2 separate regions of the Mus musculus genome follow, and region 2 is linked to region 1. The links are chromatin loops, found by intact Hi-C in ENCODE. Cell type or tissue: left cerebral cortex. All regions are shown on one strand. Links, peaks and the distances in the headings refer to the core of each region. The heading gives the core; the rest is flanking DNA.

Region 1 (8,142 bases), core at 1,429-6,428:
GGTCTCTGGCGCCTTCCTTCGCTGTCTGGCAACAGTCTGGCGGGGTCAGGGACCGGCGGGACCGCTCGGGAGAGGGCTCGACTGCGCCTCGTTCCTCGGTGCCAGGGACACCGTCGCGGGAGGCGCGGCCAGCTTCCCTAGGATAAGACTTCCCGCCCCGGGGGCAGGGCGGTGCACTTAGACGGTCCCCTCCTCAGTTTCGGGCGGTCACCAGAGCTGAGTAAGCTCGGTGGAGGGAGCTGGGTAAGGATTTCCTGAGAGCGATGGGCAGGAGGGGCTGGGGCAGCAGAGCACAGAGCAAGGACCCTGAACCTGCGAACCTGTCCGGCGACCCGCGCGCCTAGCGCCACCGCACGCGCGCTCTGGCCCCCGGGCTACCCGCCCTCGCCGGCCCCCGCCCCTCCGGGAGGAAGAAGAGGGTAGGTGGGGAGGCGGATGAGGGGTGGGGGACCCCTTGACGTCACTGGAAGGAGGTGCCGGGGTAGGAAGTGGGCTGGGGAAAGGTTATAAATCGCCCCCGCCCTCGGCTGCACTTCAGCGAGGTCCTTGAGAGGCTCGGAGCGCGGTGGCGGACACTCCCGGGAGGTAGTGCTAGTGGTGGTGGCTGCTGCTCGGAGCGGGCTCCGGGACTCAAGCGCAGCGGCTAGCGGACGCGGGACGGCGAGGATCCCCCCACACCACCCCCCTCGGCTGCAGGCGCGGAGAAGGGCTCTCGCGGCGCCAAGCAGAAGCAGGAGGGGACCGGCTCGAGCGGCTGCGCCGTCGGCCTCGGAGAGCGCGGGCACCGGGCCAACAGGCCGCGTCTTGCTCACCATGGTCAGCTGCTGGGACACCGCGGTCTTGCCTTACGCGCTGCTCGGGTGTCTGCTTCTCACAGGTGAGGCGCGCCAGGGACCATGAGTTGGAGTTCGGCGGGGATGGGCAGCCACGGGGTGGTCCGGGGGAAGCGAGCTCCGGCGGGAGCCGGGGACACTTGTAGCAGCGGGTACGCCTCGGGACACACGTCTTCCCCTCCACCCCCCAAGTGGGCGCCGCTGGAAGTTGGCATCACCGCTTAGACTCTCCTTAGCTCCACGCTGGGGTCAGAGCCAGAGTGCCTGCCGGGTGTAGCCGGAGCCGCTAGTCCCCTACCGGGTTCCCGGGTAGGCGCTCACTCCTTAGACTCTGGGAGTGCAGATCACCACACGGGTGGACCTTTCAGCATCCAGAGCCTGCTCCTAGGCTGCAGCAGAGTCCTCAAGGGCTAGTTGGAGCAAGCTAGATGTCAGAGAGGCTGCCCGGGGCTGGACAGAGGTGGGGTCGTTAGCGATGAGCTCGCTCCACCAGAGCAAAGGAGGACGAAATTGGGAGGGGTCCCGTGCCCGCGGCGAGCAGATGGAGCCCAGAGAAGGGCCAGCTCTGACTCCCGTACCCGCTTGGGTCCGTCCGGAGGAAGCTGGGGAACGCACAGTCTGCAGGGTTTCTTCCCAGCAGTTCGCGGAGCGCCGTCTCCCGGGTGGGGCCTCCGCGGTGTGGGGCGGGTGTGCGGTCCAGGTCCTCGGAGTGAGTGAGTGACCCAAAGCGACCCGGCAGCAAGTTTTGGAATTTTAAGCCCTACCTTTAGGTTATGAATCTAGAAGAAAAAACAAAAAAACAAAACCACCTGACAATTTAGACTGAAAGCTGTGGTTTAAGTAGTAGGTGAAGTTTGCGACCTCCTAAATCAGCGTTCTCTAGGATATGAAAAGCGCGGGGCGGGGGGGGGGGGGCGACCGATCAGGGGCCGGCAGATTTTAGGAGCATTTAATGTGGAGACCGTCGTCATCCAAGGGTCAAAAAGCTGGAGGGACCTCGGGAACTCTAACTCCAGGTCTGCAGGCGGGAGGTCCCTTTGCGCAGAGACGCATACCAGAGCGTCTTTATTTAAACCAGCGTGGTTGGGAAAGAAGATAGAGACTAAAGAGTCAGGTAGAATAGTAGTGGCCCCAGAAAGAAAGGCAGCAAGGTTTTAAAAGACAGTAAAAATAAGCCTTTTGAAATGGGAAGACTGTACTTCGTTTCAAAGTAATGAACAGGGGTTTATAATTAAAACGGACTAAAATGGCAAAGCCAGAATCCGACGTGGCTGGTTAGGTTCTAAAATAATGATATTAAACGAGTTATTGTATTTTCTATTTCACAAATATTTTCGAAGAGCTGCTTATACGGAAATGCAACCGCTTAGAGAGTTTAAATACTGATTTATTATATAAAGACAAAACTAGCTTAAAAAATTACTGCAAACCCTTAAGTTACAGGGTGGGGGGAACAGGCGTTTTATTGGATTTTCTGCTTGACACATGTCTCTACTTTTTAATTTTAAAGCGTGGTTGGTTTTGGCTAAGCGTAATTTTATCTGTGTTTTCGAACAGTGGAGGCAGATTGAAGCAGTTCAGGGAAAGTGTACAAAGTCGCTTTGCGCCGCTAGCCAGGCGCTGAGCCCCATCAGGTGTTCTAGCCTCGATATTTATTAGTTACCAACGCCCTAACTACCATAATTACCGGTCCTCTCTGTAGCTATCGAGACCAGTGTCTCTATAAAAGTTCAGTCTCCTCTTCAAGGCTTAAGACAACACACTCTCGTTTAAGTCCACACCCTTGATTAGCTCCACACCAGTGTGCTCTCTTGCGCTGGCTCATCTCTCTCATCCCCTCTGTCTCTGTCTCTGTCCGGCTCTGTCTGTCTGTCTGTCTATCTGTCTGTCTGTCTTACGCGCCGCTCTCTCTCTTTTCCCTTCCCCCTCATTTCCTCCTTCCCTCTCTCCTTCTCCTGTTCTCCCTTACTTTTAAGCAGCTGACATTTAGAGTTTGGTAGAACTAATTAGAAATACTTAAATTGTGAGCTTGGGGTGTGTGTATTGTATTCCCAATAGTAACTCTGAGTTAAAATAAAAATTATGCAAATAGTAGCAGCCAGGTGTGAGTGCCCTGTCTGTATCCTGAGAACTCAAGGCCTAAGGCAGAAGGGTGGTGAGTTCTAACCAAGAGTGGACATTGGCTATGGAGCCAATTAAAGTCAGCCTGAACCACACAGGGAATCCCTTTCTCAAAAATAATAATTAATAATAATACCTATTCCCAAATTGGTTAGAATGCATTTTTTAATATATAGTTTTACATAGTGATTTCTAATTTTTTTCTCCAAGGCTTACACAGTTGTGCTTTTCCAAAAGTTGCATATTTTAAATGGTTATTATTTGGGACCCTTGTGGGTCCATGTTGTTTTCCAACTTATCAATCATCTTGCAGATAAACTGTGAACTAGGCTTTCTATTAAAAAAATTATTAGTGCAGCATTTTTTTTTCTGGTTGAAAAGTCTTTAATAGGCTATATAGTTTCTTTTTAAATGATCCCCAATTGGCATTTTTCTTTTAAAAATGGAGAAATTTTGTTTTTTTGTTTGTCTGTTTGTTTGTTTTCTCTATGCAAGAGTTTCTTTGTGTACCCCGGGCTGTCCTGGAACTTACTCTGTAGACCAGATTGGCCTCTGCCTTCTTAGTGCTGGGATTAAAAGTGTGGGCTGCCACCACCTGGCCTAAAACTATGGTTGACTTCCGAAGGCTCCTTTTCAACTATAACATTCAGTGAAGGAATTCCACAAAGCAAACAGATGGGGTCCTTCCGGTTTCCCGGCTCCCTGCCATTCTTCTGCATGTTAATGGGTGCTAAGCCCTTTGACACCCTAGCTGATGAGCTAGGCTGCTGCTGCCATCGGGGTCACACCTCATCTTTCTCTCTGGTAGAATGTACTAGACCAACCAATTAACTGAGTCTTTAGTGGGCTTCCTTTTGCATTGCAGGGGGTGCAGGGGTGGTCTGATGGAGGATGTGTCCCAGATGCCTCAGCCACTACATCACTATCTTGGGTCTTTTTTTTTTTTTTTTTTTCCCTAGCAGAATGTGTAACTATGACAGAGGCTAAATCACATTACCTATACTGAGGACATCTGTCTCTTTAACCTCCCACCCCTTATTTCTTTCTTTAAAAAATTAATCTTTTTAATTTCTTTTTTTTTTAAACAGCTATGTTCTAAAACTGTTCCAGATTACAACAAGGCTAGTAAACCTCTTATTTAATAATTAAACCTATTTTTTTGTGACTTCTAAAAGACCAACCAAGTCATTACTTTTTTTTCCTCTCCGAAACTATGGGGACAATTTCTGAATCCTTGAATGTGTATAATATAGAACTTGAAGTGATATGTATACCCCGCTCCCCCCCCCCCAAAAAAGAAAAAGGCTTTATAGTGACACTTGCCCCCCTTCCCTTCAGAAAAGTGGTTCTGTGGAGGGAAACTATGTGGCTGATCTCTACCCTGGCTTTTGCGGTAAAGCTAAGAGAATACAAAGTAACAGGACAGGCAGGGGTTTTGATTGTGTGTGCAGGTGAGCCTCGGGATAAAAAGGGAGTTCGAGGAGCTGGGAACTAGTGAGCAGGGTTTGGCTCAGCACACACTAGGTGCTGTGTGGTTGGCGGCACACACTAGGTGCTATACTGTCATCGCAGGCTGAGAACCATTTTTCAATGTCCTTGATAGTGTGTAGAGAGGAAGAGGACATTTGAAGATCACAGCGGGCTCTATTTTAAGTAAAAATATATTATACCACGAGCAGCTGAAAGCATTTAAAAACAAAACAAAACAAAACCGTATTGTGTTGGATTTAGCTTAACAGAGCAGAGCGGCTCGTGAGGAAAGATGTGGCCCCTGCCAGACACTTTCCAGGACTGCCGTGGAGGCCGAATCCTGCGGTTCCTGGGATGCTGCACCCTGATGATTAAATGGCTGGACTTTGTTCCAGACCGAAGGAAGGGAAGGAAATGGGAGGAATGGAGTATTTGAGGGAACTGGAGAGAGAAGCCTCAGACTTAGCATGCAGCACTGTCGGGGGTGTGTGTGGGTGTTCATTAAGGAAATGGTTCTACTCCGTCTGCTGAAGATAGTGAGCGAGGTTTCCTGCATTGTTGCTGGCCGGATGTGTGTGTGTGTGTGGGGGGATGTCAAGAATTTCTGGGCATTTCCCATCTGCCTTTGCAAACCTGGATGCTTGAAGACCATTTCTGATTCCTGCCTCTGTCTTCCATGCCAGGCTCCTTGGGAGGGAGACTCCTCGATCTTGGCTCTCACACACACACATTTGTTGTAAGAGTTCCATGGGGGCTCAGGTTTGAAAGTGGAGAGAGCAGTTTTGGGATATTTTCTCAGGCCCCGCGTTGGCCAGTGGCAGACCCAGGATGATCCCCCCTGAAGGTCAATCAGAAGTCCACATTTCTGCCGCATCTGTGCATTTCCTCCACGCGGACAAAGTGGGGAGGGAGATGCAGATATTCATTGACTGAGCACTTCCATCCATCTTTCCTGAACCATGATATCTACTCACTTTTATAGTAGTAGTAGTAGTAGTAGTAGTAGTAGTAGTAGTAGTAGTATTTTGTGGTGCTGGGGATCAAATCTAGCACCTTTCAGTAGCTCAGCAAAGGCTCTCCCATCGAGCTGCCTTCCCAACATCACCTTAACTATGAGATTTCTTCCACTAAAGCTCATTGGAGAAGGCATTACATTCAGAACCTCCATGCCCCATGGTACACATCTCTGCTCTCAGCACTCGGAAGGTAGAGGCAGGCTGATCTCTGTGAGTTCAAGGCCAGCCTGGTTTACAGAGTGAGTTCCAAGACAGCCAGACCTATACAGAAAGACCCTGTCTTATAAACACAACACAACAAAAAGACAAAAAGCAAAAAATCCAAAAACAAACAAACTTAGAAAGTATAGCTGCTTAGTAGCCCATGAACATATTTATAAGATTTTCCTCTGTGAGCCCTTGGTTTAATACTCTCTGTGCTGGTTTAATCTGTCATTTGGTCCCTCGACCTTCTGTTCCACTTATGCCAACTCTGCCCCTCCTTCTTAGGGCTGGGCCACCTCTGAGATCATTGGCCCCCTTCTCAATTCCCCCCTCCCTACCAGGGAAACCCAGGGCAGCAGGGCAGCTCCTCCTGGTAGCACTAGACAGAGTGGGGGCTTCACCTTGCCACTGCCACCGTCCTGGGACCCAAGTATGCAGCCTCCTGTGGTTGCTGTCACCTGCACCATTTGTATGTTAGCTGCCTGTATGTGTCCTTCCTCTTTGGGGAAGAGCCTGTTTCTAAGTTCTTCAGAAATGTTGCTGGGGAGGATAAGTGAGTAGGGTCACCACACAGCCCTCTCAAGGACACCTCTTAGAGTAAGGTATGCTTTATTTAATTCCTGTTTGTTCATGTGTTCTTGCCTGCCCGCGGGGCCTCTGGGATTACTTAATGAGATTGTTCCCAATAGCTGTATGCGTGTGGGACATCACACCTTACTCCATAAGCATGTGGTTTTCTCAGTTAACAATTAAAAGAAAATTAAGGGCTAGAGAGATGACTCAGTTGAGTCAACAATGACTGAGAGCAGTTGTTCCCCCCGGAGACCAGAGTTCAGTTCCAGTACCCATGTTGGGCACCTTTTCGGCTCCTGAAGGTCAAATTCTTTCTTCTAGTCTTCTGAAAGTATCCCCACACAGGGCTAGCATGCAGACACAAGCACACCATTTTTTTAAAAAAGACTTTTTTACTTACTTAATGTATATGAGTGTTCTGTCTTCACTCGCACCAGAAAAGGGAATCAGACCTCATTACAGATGGTCAGGAACCACCATCTGGGTGCTCCCAGGGGCAGGTGAACTCAGGACCTGTGGAAGAGCAGCCAGTGCTCTGGACCACTGAGCCATCTCTCCAGCCTCACACATCAAGTTTTTAGATTAAAACCTTAAACGTAAGGAAAGAACCGGTCAATAGCTGAAAATAAAACTACAATCTCTGAACTTATTTCTTTGCTTATTACATTTAGATATTTACTTTTATTTCATGTGCACTGGTGTTTTACCTGTGTGTATGTCTGTGTGAGAGTGTCAGAGACCCTGAAATGGGAGTTACAGAGGGTTGTGAGCCACTGGGTAGGTGTTGGGAATTGAACCTGGGTCCTCTGGAAGAACAGCTAGTGCTCTTAACCTCTGAACCATCTCTCTAGCCTCTATCACTGAATTTTTAAAAAAATAGATCTGTATCTCTGATCTGAGCTCAAGTTGGTCCCTGTCTTTACTGTACCCCAACCCTGTACATGCTCACAACACACTCCAGCACTCTTCTTAATAGCCAACAGTTTAAGTGTATGTATGCATGCATTCTCGAACACACAGGCGCACGCACACACACACACAGGCACACGTGCACGCACACACACACACACACACGCACACACAGGCGCACACATACACACACACACGCACACACAGGCGCACAAACACACACACACACTCGCTCACAGTATATAAGAACTGGTCATTTGCAAAATCCCCAGGTGCTTTTTATTGCCACATTCAAAATGGAGAAATATGGATTTAGTGAAGGATTTGTGGTCATCTCCAATACCAGGGTCCGGTTCTCTGCCCTTACACTCTAGTGATGGCCTTTGGCTGTGCGGTTAAGACACAAAGGCCAGGCTAGCCACAAGCCTTTCCTGGCTCCCCCTTAAGTCTGATGGCCAGTGGGACTCCTGCATCCTATTCCTATTCTCTACACAGACTCAGGCTTAACCCAGCCCTCCAGTCAAAGCAGATAGATGTCATCCTAAGGAAGCCATAACTAATCAAATGACTGATGTCTTAGAAAACATGGATTTGGTGGAGAATGGTAAGAACAGCATTAACTAGCCAAGCTTTAACAAGAAATGAAGCTCTGCGAGGCATTCGCTTCCAAATGCTGGAATGAACACCAGCGGTGTTCGATACCATTTTCCAGAATGTTTGGTTACAAAGCAGCGGTATCACTGCCTGGTTCTGTGACTGCCAGACCCCCCTGTTCTCCCTCTGGCTGGGAGGCTGGTGTGTTTTGTGTCTGTGCTCTGCCTGGCCTTGCTGTGGCGCCGTTCTGGCCAACACTTTAGAGTCTGTTCACAGATATTCACACTGCTCCCAGGCACAGGTCAGCAGGTCTGTCCTTCCATTGCATGGGTGGGGTCTACATGGGATTTCCTTTCAAGCCACAGACCCACCCATGTAGTCTACAGAGGCAACGCTCTAACAATTACCATATTCTTTTGTTG
Region 2 (8,142 bases), core at 2,031-7,030, 450 kb after region 1:
GTTCCCCATTTGCTTGCCTGAGGTGGGTTGGAGTTCAGTTTGATTTCATCTCAGCTAGGAACTCTGCTGTCCTCTGACCCTTCTAGGTCATTTAGTCTTTAAGATCGCACGTATGTGAAGCTGTTAAAGTCATGATTGGTGTTTGCTGTGAACTGTTTTTTGTTTTTTTGTTTTGAAAACATTTAAAAACTACTCTAGTGACAGAGGGCTGAAACTTTGGCAGAAGGGGATAGATTACACATAGAAATTGTTTCCTGCCTTCAATGTTGTTCAGGATATGAAGAACTGAGACAATTGTCATCAGAGCAAGGCACTGTGTGTCAAGGATGTAGAGTGGCTGTGTTCAGGGCAGGAAAATTTGCCTGTGTGGGTATAACCCTTTGTTTCATCTCTAGAACACAGGGAAAGAACGAGAATGGAGGAAGGGAGGAAAGAAGGAAGGAAGGAAGGAAGGAAGGAAGGGAGGGAGGGAGGGAGGGAGGGAGGAAGGAAGGAAGGAAGGAAGGAAGGAAGGAAGGAAGGAAGGAAGGAAGGAAGGGCGGGCATGGTGATGCACACCTTCAATTCTACTACTTGGGAGGCAAAGGAAGGCAGATCTGATAGTTCAAGGCCAGCCTGGTCCACATAAGGAATTCTAGTCCAGCCGGATCACATAGTAAGACCCTGTAAATAAATACATGAATAAGGGAGGGACGGAGGAAGGGAGGGAGGGAGGTAGGGAGGGAAGAAGGAAGGAAGGAAGGAAGGGAGGGAGGGAGGGAGGGAGGGAACAGCACCCTGGTGTTAAGTGCTACCTGACCACTGTCACTGTGGCAACCTACTTGACATACAGTAAACATATAAAAGCATCATATGAGTTATGCAGGTACATCCAGACACACAACGTTGGACTCATCCTTAGACATCAATTATACAAACACAGATACACAGAGAGACACAAACTCAGAGAGAAAGATTGGTGGAGGGTGTATATGGGAGAACTGTAATAGTAGAGGCTGGAGGGGTGACTCAGTACTTAAGGACACAGACTGCTCTTCCAGAGGCCCTGGCTTTGATTTTCAGCACTCACATGGTGGCTTGACAACCCGACATCCTCTTCTGGCTTCCACAGGCACCAGGCACACACAGTATCTTTAAGGGAATGTATTAGGAAGGCTTCACTAACTTGATCGAGCAATGCTTCCATTTCATTCAGACTTCGATGGCCGGACTAAGGTTAATTGAAGGAGATGTGAAGAGATGGCCTTACCAGGTCAGGAACCTAAAGATAACTGGGGAAGCTGAAACTGCCCTTGTTCTTCAAAAGAGACACGGTGAGTCTGTTTAACTCCTGTTCACTCTGGTAAGTTCACAGATAATCATGAGCGCCCCCCAGGGTTCCTTGAGTGTTAAGAGTAAGAGGGTTATAAAAACCTCTCTGGGGCTACCACAGTAGGGGTTCTAGCTTATGAAAAGAGCCGAATAAATGTTTCCGGTGGCAGCTTCTGCCTTAGACTGTGCGTTATAAGCACCACACAACTGTGTAAAATGGATCTGTTGGAGATGAGCTCTCTGGACAGTTGAGAGCAAAGTCACAGGAAGAGGCGTATCCAAAGAAAAGCAAAGACTTTGTTTCTTATGCGGGTTTTTTTTTTTTTTCCTTTCTCCTGTGCCACCTCCTTCTAGACTGGGAACCCCTCCAGGATTAGGGAAATCCTGTTCTCAGGAGCCCCTTAGCTCAGAGGCTTGTCATTTCCGGAGGCTTCCAGGCGAGGGTGCGCGATTGGGAAGCCCCGGGGAAGCCCGAGGAGTTCTCCAGGTCTCCACTTCTTTATCCACAGGGAGTTTAGGGCTGATCCATACATCTGTATCCGGGAACGCCTCTCCCATGATGAATTCAAGAGGAATTGTGGGGCAAGTGGATTCTGCCCGGGGCAAATTCGTGGAAAGGAAGTGGGGGAGGGGGTGCAAGCAGGCACACTCTGCGCTCACACACCCTCCCCTAACACTTTCCAAAGTCATTGCAGTGGTGCCTGTTCCTTACGTGAATGGAGCACTCTAAATGGAGGAGCACAGAAGTCCCCCAGTCGTGCTCCACCCCCATCCTTAAGGCTTCAGCGCTTAGAAACCTAGGCTTAAAAAACAAACAAACAAAACAAAACAAAACAAAACAAAACCAGGGCTTGAGCTTGGAGCTTCCGGCGCTTCTAACCCACCCCACACCCCCAGGGGCCTCAATTGTGTGTCCTCAGGCTAGTCAGCTCTGGGTGACTCCCCAGTTCCTGGTTACACAGGTGGAGCCCGGCATTGGAGCTGTAGACTCCGCTCTCACTTCTGTGGTTGAATCTTATCCGACTGGCTACCCAAGGCATCCCAAAGAATTCTCCCCACGCCTACAGGCAAACCCAGTGTGGCTTCTCTCACTTTCTTGAGGACTGTCTGGCCAGCAGCCCCTCTCAGCAAGAGAGCTTTCTACTGGGAACTACGGGACAACACCCGTCCCGTATTGGAGCCCCTTCAAAGCCCTTGGAAGACATCATCTCCTTCCAATCTTGTTCTGAGCCCCATCACATGGGAGAATAGAATTAAGTAACTCGGTCAAAGCCATGTGTAGGAAAGGGGATGGGACATTCAAGGACAGGGTAACCAGATTGTTTTTAGAGACGTAACCCAGCAAAGCCCATGCCCCAGCTTCCCCAAACCTCCTGCGATCCTGCGCAAGCACAAGCGGAAAGGCATGCCGATCTCTCTAGCTGCCAGCCTCCACCAGTCAGCCCTGCAACTACCTGGTGCCCCAAATTCCCAGCTCCTGCCAGCCCCTCCCTGCCTTTCTTCCTGGGCACATCCTAGAACTCCAGCCAATGTGAGTAAGATTGAGATTCTAGACTCCAGAACAGGCTGGTTTACTCTGGAACCCAAACATTACGTAGACGCAAAAGGATGGGTCTCAGCCTCTTCACCAAACCCAACCAAACATCCTAGGAAGAAGCGCAGAGCGGGTGGGGGTTGGGTAGGGGGTGGAGGGTGGGTTTGCTGTGGGCAACAAGGGAGTTTGATAAAACTAGGAATTGCTTAGCTAAGACCAATGGGTACCTGAAAAATCACTTCAACTGTACAGGGGTTTGCTAAAGGAGAGACCCTTCAGGGACCCATGGAGACTGGAAGAGGCTAGTGGCCAGCTTCTAGGCCAGGCTCTTCAAGAAAATGATGATGAGCAAAACAGTTTGCTAATAATATGGTCGGATGAATCCTTTCTATATATTAAGTAAGCCGGTTTATATCTTTAATTTAAACCCTACAGCAACCCTAGAAGGTAGCACAAACTTTGCCACTATATTAAAGTGGGAGAAGACCTTGAATTTTTTTGACATCTCTAATGTAGATTTGTCTCATCCCAGAGCCCACACTGTGAGCAGCATCCAGAAAGGATGCATTCACCCTAAAGAGAGGGGGGAAAACACACATTTTTGATTAAGAGAGTTTCTTTCTACCAGTGTGACTCTAAGAATATTCTCTAAGAAACACTACAAATTATTAAACTAAATAAGTAAACAAACTGCCTAGCCTCCTCCCCTCTCATTTGGGAGTTGCCTTCAGAACATAAGGAAAGGAATTTGAAGCCAACTAAATCAATTCAGCTTTGTGGTTAATACAAGGGCTCTGCTGTCTGTCAGTTTTCAAGAGTGTGTTTCTCTGCATAGCCCTGGCTATCCTGAAGCTCACTCATAGACCAGGCTCAAACCCAGAGATCTGCCTGCCTCTGCCTCCCAAGTGCTGGGACTAAAGAAGTGCACCACCACGGCCATCAAAGAAGATTTTTTTTTTAATCAGAAAAAACGCTAGTTAAGATTTTAAAATGAAATGGAAACATCGACCTCTAGGAAGGTTTGAAATCAGCCAGGTTGCCTTCAACCCCTCTCTTGCTATTCATATTTATTAAGCATTTTCCACAAACAGCCTAAAGACAAGGCTCAGACCTTGAAAGGAGCAACTGACTGACTTCAAATTGTAGACCTGTTGGCAAAGAATGGTTAATTTAATGCTTTAAATGAAAACAACCAGTTTTGCCCTGCTCCTCTCTCCCATCTTCTAATTCAGGGCGTTGTGACTAGTTTTCCAAGGTGTACCAGGGCACCTGCCTTCCTTTCAGGAGGATATTCGCGCTCTAAAACAGAAACTTCAAATGTCCTTCTGCATCTTTGTCCCTCAGGACCCTGGAGGTCCCATTAGGGGCACGAGGAGGTCCGGGTGTGAAGAATTTCTGATTTTCAAAGGAAATGGTATAGGTTGAAGGATAGAGATTAATGAAATATTTGGCTGAAGAGGGGGAACGACTCTAGGAAAGGGAAATAAGGAAAAGGAGGTGAGGGAGGGGGAAGAGGAGGGGGGATTGGAAGAAGCGCTCTCTTTGAAACCTCCAACAGCCGCCTTTCGTTATTCTTAACCTTAGCTTGCTCAGCCGTTCTGTTTCTGGGCAGACAAAGGCACCCGGTCCAGCTCGCCTGCTGGTCCGTATTGGAACGCTCAAGTTTGTACCCTTTTTATTGTCCTCAGTTTGGAGCCCAGGTTGTCTAAATTGGTCCCAGGAAAGAGTCCTAGAGGCAGATCTGGCCATTCGCTTGGCATCAGAAGCAGCCTCAAAGTTTTCAGAAGCTCAGGGCTGTTTTTCCAGAAGTCTGCCAGCATCTCTCCGGCTATACCCAACTGGCTCTCGTGCCCTCAAGAATTTTCTTCTTGTGCGACGCCTAGGTTAAGTTCCCTTATCCAGCTGCCCGCTCCCACGTCCACACTCTGGGTCCCAGACCCGCTCACCCTCAGACTGCTGTCCTCACCGGGGTTCCTGCGGTCGCAGTGGCGCGATGCTGGAGGGCTGTGGCGACACGCTAAGGCCCGAAGGCAGTAGGCCCTCCCGGACTGCAGCTGGGACGCCTGGGGGCACGGCACCTCCGGGAGGTGGCAGCGGTGGCACTGCCAGCAGCTCCTCGCCCGAGGTCACCGCACAATCTTGCTCCGGCTCTTCGCCCCCACCGCCCCCACTCGGGGTCCCGCTACTACGTTTCTTATCTTCCTCTTTTTTCCACTTCATGCGACGGTTTTGGAACCAGATTTTGATGTGTCTCTCGGTCAAGTTCAACATCACTGCCAGCTCCACCCGGCGGGGCCGGGAGATGTATTTGTTAAATAAGAATTCCTTCTCCAGCTCCAGCAGCTGCGCCCGGGTGTAGGCAGTACGGGTCCTCTTGTTTTCCTCGGGTTCCGCTGTGTAAGCACCTCCTGTGGGTGATACAATCGGTCAGTGAGGTTCCCCGGGGCCCCATGAAGCTCAAATATTTTATTCCCAGGCCAGGAACAGCCCTCCTACTGATCGCAGCTGTTGAATCCAGCCGCAGCCCATTGCTCCAGAGACCCACTGCGGTTCCACCAGAGTCTTCCCTAAGCAATGGAGCCCTTTTCTCAGGCCATAGCCATGCCGGTTCTCATCTCAATATCACACTTGGAACTGGCAACCAGTGGTTTCAAAATTAGTTCATTTAATTGATGTTAAAATGCACATAATAAAAAAATGATCAACTCCTTTCTACTTAAGGATATGCCTTAAATGCAAAATTTTAAACAAACGTTCTGATGTTGACCCAGTTCAGTTCAGTCTGATTACTATCTCATCCTCATAGGTATATATATATCCAAGAAACATTTCTAGAATAAGCTTTTACCACAATTAATGCTAATTTCCTCTTTATTCCCTGTTTCATTAAAACAATGCTAAGCTCAACATGTTAACTTATTTTACTGGTGGCGAGGTCTTTAATTCTGGTTCTCTGGAGGCAGAAGCAGGGGGAGGCAGCCCCGGAGGCGAGCTTGGTTGCCTAGCTAGCTCCAGGTCAGCAACAGCAACGTAAATGAGTCTCAAAAATAATTTTAAGTGAATGTAACAACTCACTAATAGATGCAGACTACAGTTTGAAAGGCTATGGTGCTCTCTTTAAGTTATGGACATATTTTGTTATAGCTTTTATTTATTTGTTATATCATCTTTATGCTTTACGTCTTTATTATTGTTGTGTGTAGAATATGCTTGTCAGAACACGGCAGTGAGCACAGGGAGGTGGGGAACACCTTTAGGGATTTGGTTCTCTCCTTTTATTTTAGGTTCTGTGGATTGAATTAAAGCCCTAAAGCTTGAAAGGGAACGTGTTGGTTTTTTTTTTTTTTCGTTTTGGTACATTTGTTTGTTTGTTTCAAATAGTCATCTTCCTGGGCTTGTATATTATTTTTAATAAAGTTATAATGAACTCTAACTGAGTGTTAATTGTTACTGTGATTTCAATTAGCCCTCTGCCTCTGAGAAGAAGAAATTCTGTTTTGGGAAAGGTCGTGCTTAGCAGGAAAAGACCACAAATGTTGCTGAGGCCAGATCTATCCTGAACCAGAGCCACTCTGAGAAGGGACGGATGGCTCACCAAAGGGCTTGCCCGTGCTTGCTGCAAACCCGCATCTAAAGCAAGCAACAGACCCAAGTCACCGGGAAATCAGCGAAGCCAACCAGTGTTTCCCAGGTCTGGGTCCTTTCTTCCCAGCTCGGTAGAGCGTCTACTGCACTGGACTGTGTGTGGATGCAGGATGGAAGGCTCTCCAGCAAAGCCCAGTGGAAGAGACTGAGGCCGACTTGATTCAGGACAGGGGTGAGAGACAGTTTCCAAAGAGCTGAAAGGTGAATGAGTGTGTTGAGGGCAAGGGATTAATCTTCAGGATGGAATCTGCTCCCCGGGTCTTCCCCCAGGTACTGGGGAGGCACTAGAAGCTGAAGTGAAGTCCCCAGACCACTCTTTGGAAAGCAGTTTGTGTCCTCAGGAACACAAACCTGTGTCCCCAAACCACACAGGCCTTTCCTGGTGTAGGAAAGGAAAGATACCTAACCTTAAAGAGACATCTTAAATGCCAACAACTGGCAGATTCTTCCAACTACTGCCCTCAGCTGCCTACTTTGCCAAGCCCTAATGAAAGACTATAGGGAACCTGTGCTCAGCTAGAGGAAGCCACGGGTGGGAATTAAAGTTAGAATCTGCTGGTGAGATGTTCAGAGTGCTCGATCTGACTTTTCTGGGGCTCAGTAGAACTCACCAGTAGGGATTATGAAGTTCTTTTAAGTCCAATTATTTATAAGCGGTTATTGCCATTAGCATTCATAGTCCTACTATAAGCCCTTCAGCCATTAAGCCCTTTCCAGGGGTTGTGAACCGACGAAGCACACGCAGGTGGGTTCGCTAAACCTTGCAGTCCTTCTGAAGTGGGGCCGGCTGGAGCTCTTTGCAGGTTTCTACAGGGAGAAGAGAGGGGTAGTCTGCCTCGAGTCCTGCTTGCTGATGGTCAGAAAGGATCCGCAAAGGATCCTGGTACCCAGATCTCACAGTCAGGAGGGGTCTCCAAAGTGTTCACCAAACATAGGAAAGGCTTTCTGCTTCCTCTGCTCAGATTTAACTCCCTGGCTTGTTCCTACCCTAGCCCAGAGCAGGAGTGGATAGCCAGAAAGAATCAATCTCCGGGGCTCTGCTTCGTGGTTCCTTGGCAAGGAACCCCCTTTAGGTGGAGGGTCTGTCTTTGGGCAGCCCAATGGCCAGGTCTCAGCGCCCTTTGGTCTTGGCCTTGAGAGGCCTCTGCTGCGGCCTACCTGCTCCAGCTGCTTGGAATTGCTCAGAGGTGGAGGATCTCCCCAGCAAGAGTTTGGGCCTGTTTTAAGTCAGGGTTTTTTGTTTTGTTTTGTTTTTTTTTTTTGTTTTGTTTTTTTTTTTTTTTTTTTGTTTTTTTCCTCGGTGAGAAAATGAACTAGCTAAAGGAGCCTTCCCCCTTCTTTTTCCACCCTTGAATCCTTGGTGAACCTCGTTACCCCCATACTCTCTCGGAGCTTTGCTTGGCTGCTCCTGGGATAGTGTCAGACCAGGCGCCTTAGGACCGGAGGACAACGTTGAGAATTCTCAGGGGATGGCAACTCCAGCGTCTTAACCCTTCGCTCCTGCTCCCGACAGTCAGTCGGAAAGCAAAAGAAAGAGCAGCTATTTGCAGTCCAGGTGTGACCAGAAGTGGCTGTAGACCGGAAGAGATAACATTGTGGAGCGGCGGGCACAGGCCCCCACACGAATTGGCTGCCAGCATCCGGCGGGAAGG

What was found. Hi-C counts contacts between places; a loop is a spot of excess contacts. Peaks named below come from ENCODE experiments on the same cell type or tissue, not always from the same donor. Only the 100,000 strongest peaks of a DNase experiment are listed, where the experiment ranks them.
Region 2: it touches region 1 in a loop (3-fold over the local background); 2 of 42 quality-filtered maps call a loop at or near these places.

Annotation. Positions count from the first base shown.
Region 1 is chr5:147,718,406-147,726,547 of GRCm38, reverse strand. It overlaps Flt1 (FMS-like tyrosine kinase 1), which reads left to right and starts at 537. Exons shown (of 30, transcript NM_010228.4): 1 at 537-877. The coding sequence starts at 814. In left cerebral cortex, for the core only: a CTCF peak has its summit at 3,552 (motif pointing left); no DNase peak of the experiment used is centred there; H3K4me3 peaks cover 3,171 bases; H3K27ac peaks cover 956 bases.
Region 2 is chr5:147,271,491-147,279,632 of GRCm38, reverse strand. Pdx1 (pancreatic and duodenal homeobox 1) reads right to left here. Exons shown (of 2, transcript NM_008814.4): 2 at 3,785-5,253. The coding sequence ends at 4,808. Plut (PDX1 associated lncRNA, upregulator of transcription) reads left to right here and starts at 8,112. Exons shown (of 6, transcript NR_038157.1): 1 at 8,112-8,142. In left cerebral cortex, for the core only: no CTCF peak of the experiment used is centred there; no DNase peak of the experiment used is centred there.